2 separate regions of the Homo sapiens genome follow, and region 1 is linked to region 2. Evidence: read pairs that join two places in POLR2A ChIA-PET (ENCODE). Cell type or tissue: PC-9. All regions are shown on one strand.

Region 1 (2,500 bases), 360 kb after region 2:
GTCAGGAGTTCAAGACCAGTCTGACCAACATGGTGAAACACCATCTCTACTAAAAATACAAAAAAAAATTAGCCAGGTGTGGTGGTGCGTGCCTGTAATCCCAGCTACTCAGGAGGCTGAGGCAGGAGAATTGCTTGAACCCGGGAGGCAGAGGTTGCAGTGAGCCAAGATCGCACCACTGCACTCCAGCCTGGGTGACAGAATGAGACTCTGTCTCAAAAAAAAAAAAAAAAAAGAAAGGAGCTGACCTCTGTGGAGGCTCCTGGGGGCTGACGCACAGCCCATCATCAGCCCAGGCTGAGCCTCCAGCCTGGGGCTACAGCACCTCCACCCGCTGCTGTCTGAATAACCTCAGGTCTCCCCTGAGGCTCCTTCCCAGGCCCACACCAGGCCAGCTCCAGAGCCAGACATCCTGGGTTGGCTCTGCAGCTCTGCCCCTTCTGCACTTCACTGAACCTCTCTATGCCACAGTTTCTTCACCTGTAAAATGGGGATAATTACAGTGCCTCCCTCTAGGGCTGTTGAAAGAATTAAATAAAGGCTGGGTGCAGTGGCTCACGCCTGTAATCCCAGCACTTTGAGAGGCCCAGGCGGGTGGACCACTTGAGATCAGGAGTTCAAGACCAGCCTGGCCAACATGGCAAAACCCCGTCTCTACTAAAAATACAAAAATTAGGTGTGGTGGCGGACACCTGTAATCCCAGCTACTTGAGAGGCTGAGGCAGGAGGATCACTTGAACCCGGGAGGCGGAGGTTGCAGTGAGCCAAGATCGTGCCATCCCACTCCAGCCTGGGCGACAAGAGTGGAACTCCGTCTCAAAAAAAAAAAAAAAAAGAATTAAATAAGCTAATTTAGGAAAAAGCACTTGCAACAGGGCCTAGAGAATTGCTGGTTCAGTGATTACTAAATTAATAAAAATTTTTAAACACTTCTAGCTCCTTTCATCTGAGTTTCTTATCCTGATCCCCAAGCATGGGTTATCATTAAATATCATCAAATCTCAGGGCTCCTTTTCAGAAGGGGAAACTGAGGCCCAGAGAATCGAAAGGATCATGACGGCAGAGCCTGACTTGAACCCAATGTCATGTATCTGCCCACTAGACTGTGGCTGTACCAGGTGACCTGTTCTTCTTTATACATCCCTGCCTTTGTCCATCTCAATGCCTCTGCTTAGAACACCCTTTCTCTGGCTTTTCAACCTATCTTTCAGATGTTCAAATGGCACTTCTAGGAAGATCTTCTACTCTTGGGCAAAATAAACCTTCCTCCTCTACATTGGGGCATAATTCAATTTGACAACACAATGGCTGAGTGTGTCATCCTGGCACCGCCTCTGGGGCTGGAGGCACAGAGGGTGAATCAGACCCAGTTCCTGTCCTTGGGAAGCTCAGATTAATGGTCCATATCTATCTCATCCCAAGCTCTAAGCTCCTCCAGGGTGCTGGGCCGGCACCCAGCAGGCACTAAGGAACCAAACTTGCTCAGATCCCCACGCTCAGGGACCGGTCCTCCTTCTACTGCCATTCTGCTTTCTGCAGTTAGAAACCTACTGAGAGTGCTTTCACTGGTCCAGCCCCTCGGGGCCCTGGGATACAGAGCCAGTTTAGGAGAACTCCTTGGTCTTGGGGAGCCTGTTGACAATGCTACCCCAGTTTCATTTGCTAATTCAGACCATCCAGTCTCCATTTTTGTTTTTTTGAGACAGAGTTTCACTCTGTTGCCCAGGCTGGAGTGCAGTGGCGTGATCTTGGCTCATTGCAACCTCCACCCCCCAGGTTCAAGAGATTCTCCTGCCTCAGCCTCCTGAGTAGCTAGGATTACAGGCACCCACCAGCATGCCCAGCTAATTTTTTTTTTTTTTTTTTGAGACAGAGTCTTGCTCTGTCGCCCAGGCTGGAGTGCAGTGGAGCGCTCGGCTCACTGCAAGCTCCGCCTCCTGGGTTCAAGCAATTCTCCTGCCTCAGCCTCCCAAGTAGCTGCGATTACAGGTATGCACCGCCACATCCAGCTAAGTTTTGTACTTTTAGTAGAGGTGGGGTTTCACCATGTTGGCCAGGATGGTCTCAATCTCTTGACCTCGTGATCCACCCGCCCCGGCGTCCCAAAGTGCTGGGATTACAGGCGTGAGCCACCGCAGCCGGCCAATTTTTGTGTTTTTAGTGGAGACTGGGTTTCACCATGTTGCCAGGTCTGGTCTCGAACTCGTGACCTCAAGTGATCAGCTCGCCTTGGCTTCCCAAAGTGCTGGGATTATAGGACAGTCCCTGTTCTTGCTTACGTATCTGAGAGGAAGGTGGTGCAGAGGGCAGGAGCACACTCAAGAGTCAAGAAGGCCTGGATTCAAATCCTGCAGATTGACCTTGGGCTGGGCACACAAATCCCGTGTTCCTCAATTTCTTCATCTGTGAAATGGAGATTATAATGCCCACCCCTCACGGAGCTACTATAACAATTCGAGAGAATGTAAGTCAACTTCCCAGCACAGAAGCAATTGTGGCT
Region 2 (2,500 bases):
GCATGGTGGGGGGCACCTGTAATCCCAGCTACTTGGGAGGCTGAGGCGGGAGAATCACTTGAACCCAGGAGGCAGAGGTTGCAGTGAGTCGAGATCATGCCACTGCACTCCAGCCTGGGCAAGAGAGCAAGACTCAGTCTCAAAAAACAAAAACAAAAATTAGCTGGGCGTGGTGATGCCTGTAACCCAGCTACTCGGGAGGCTGAGGCAGGAGAATTGCTTGAACCCGGGAGACAGAGTTTGCAGTGAGCCAAGATTGTGCCACTGCACTCCAGCCTGGGCGACAGAGCGAGACTGAGTCTCAAAAAAAATAAAAATAAATAAAAATAAAAGGACCAGGTGCGGTGGCTCACGCCTTTGATCCCAGCACTTTGGGAGGCCAAGGCAGGCAGATCATGAGGTCCAGAGTTGGAGATCAGCCTGGCCAACATGGTGAAACCCCTTCTCTACTAGGAATACAAAAATTGGCTGGGCATGGTGGCACATGCCTGTAATCCCAGCTACGTAGGAGACTGAGGCAGGAGAATCACTTGAACCCGGGAGGTGGAGGTTGCAGTGAGCTGAGATGGTGCCACTGCACTCCAGCCTGGGCGACAGAGCAAGACTCCATCTCAGAAAAAAAAAAAAAAAGAAAGAAATGGTCATGTTTGTCTTCTGGATCTTTGTAGTCATAAATAAATAAATAAACAAACAAACAAATAAATAAATAAATGGTCATGCTAAAATTGCAGGGTAGCGAGGAACACTAGAAGTGCTGGCATGGCCCACGAGCCGCCTGAGTCCTCAGAAGATAGAAGTCCACGTAGGATTTGCTTCCATACATGATGCAGAGAAGGTTGCATCAGGGTCCTTACAGTCAGGGGCAGTGTGGCTTAAACAAGAAAGGCTGAATACATAGCTCCCGTTCCAGTAAAACCTGGGTGTGTTTCCTCTCCTAATACGGATGCTAATGAGGATGGAATTTCTGGATAGTCGGCAGGGAGAGGAAGTGGATGACTAATCTCCCTCAGAGCTCGTGGTCCTGCCCTGCCTTTCTTCTGTTTTTTTTGTTTACTTTTTTGTTTTGTTTTGTTTTGAGGTTGGAGTGCATTGGCGCGATCTCTGCTCACTGCAACTTCCGCCGCCCGGGTTCAAGCGATTTTCCTGCCTCACCCTCCCGAGTAGCTGGTATGATAGGCGCCTGCCACCACGCCCGGCTAATTTTTGTATTTTTGGTAGAGACGGGGTTTCACCGTGTTAGCCAGGATGGTCTCGAACTCCTGACCTCAGGTGATCACCCCCACCTCAGCTTCCCAAACTGCTAAGATTACAGGCGTGAGCCACCGCGCCCGGCCTCTTCTGGTTTTCAACAAGACATTAAAACAAGACATTACAGAAGGGGAAAGGCTGAGAGGTAAAAGGCTCATCTTCCCAAGTAACCGCAGTTTTCGTTGAGTGTCATTCCAGACGTTCCCTCTGCACCTGGCCTAGAAGTAAACAGACATATGTGCATCCGTGTGTTTGTTTCAGTTTTGGCCAAACGGATTCGTGTTCTCGAGCTGCTGCGGCGGCCACAAGGAACCCGGATGCCGCTGAGCTTAGCCCGCCAGACTCTCCGGCTTATGGCTCCCAGGCCCAGGCACCCGGCCTGCCTCGTCCGTGGCGCGCATGCGCAGGCCCAGATCGGCGCTCCGCGCCGGCTGTGTCGCCACCTGGCGGATGGAAGCGCGATGGCCGCGGTAGAAGTCAAGCGCCAGAGGGCACTCCATGCGGATACCCAAATCTGAGGTTGCCCAAGTCCCTGATGTAACATGGCGCAGTATTTGCATATGAACTACGCACGGCCTCCCGGATACTTTAAATTATACTCTAGATAATTTACGATACCTAATAAAATGTAAATGCTATGTCAATAATTGTCATACTGTATTATTTATGGAATAATGACAATTTTGTTGTTGTTGAGACAGAGTCTCGCTCTGTCGCCCAGGCTGAAGTGCAGTGGCGTGATCTCGGCTCACTGCAACCTCCTTCTTCCGGGTTCAAGTGATTCTCCTGCCTCAGCCTCTCGAGTAGCTGGGATTACAGGTTCCCACCACCACACCCGGCTAATTTTTTTATTTTTAGTAGTAGAGATGGGGTTTCACCACGTTGGCCAGGCTGCTCTCGAACTCCTGACCTCAGGTGATCCGCCCTCCTCGGCCTCCCAAAGTGCTGGAATTACAGGCGTGAGCCACCGCGCCCGGCGGGCTAATGACAAAATTTAAAGTCTGGCCCGGCGCGGTGGCTCACACCTGTAATCCCAGCATTGTGGGAGGCCTGGCCGGGTGGATCACCTAAGGTCAGGAGTTTGAGAGCAGCCTGGCCAACATGGTGAAACCTCGTCTCTACTAAAAGTAAAAAATTAGCCAGGTGCGGTGTTGTGCGCCTGTAATCCCAGCTACTCGGGAGGCTGAGGCAGGAGAATCGCATGAACCCAGGAGGCAGATGTTGCAGGGAGCCAAGATCGCGCCACTGCACT

What was found. ChIA-PET counts read pairs that join two places held together with the same protein. Peaks named below come from ENCODE experiments on the same cell type or tissue, not always from the same donor. Only the 100,000 strongest peaks of a DNase experiment are listed, where the experiment ranks them.
Region 1: POLR2A ChIA-PET joins it to region 2 with 10 read pairs; 3 of 35 experiments call an interaction of 5 or more read pairs at or near these places.

What each region holds. Positions count from the first base shown.
Region 1 is chr22:41,304,709-41,307,208 of GRCh38, reverse strand. The region is part of intron 1 of ZC3H7B (zinc finger CCCH-type containing 7B); the gene reads right to left. Among named protein-coding and RNA genes, the nearest start is that of ZC3H7B, 4.4 kb to the right of the region's middle. In PC-9, no CTCF peak of the experiment used is centred here; a DNase peak (open chromatin) is centred at 1,308.
Region 2 is chr22:41,666,019-41,668,518 of GRCh38, reverse strand. No RefSeq gene overlaps it. Among named protein-coding and RNA genes, the nearest start is that of SNU13, 22 kb to the left of the region's middle. In PC-9, CTCF peaks have their summits at 1,492 and 1,693; DNase peaks (open chromatin) are centred at 958 and 1,688; H3K4me3 peaks cover 1,108 bases; H3K27ac peaks cover 2,500 bases.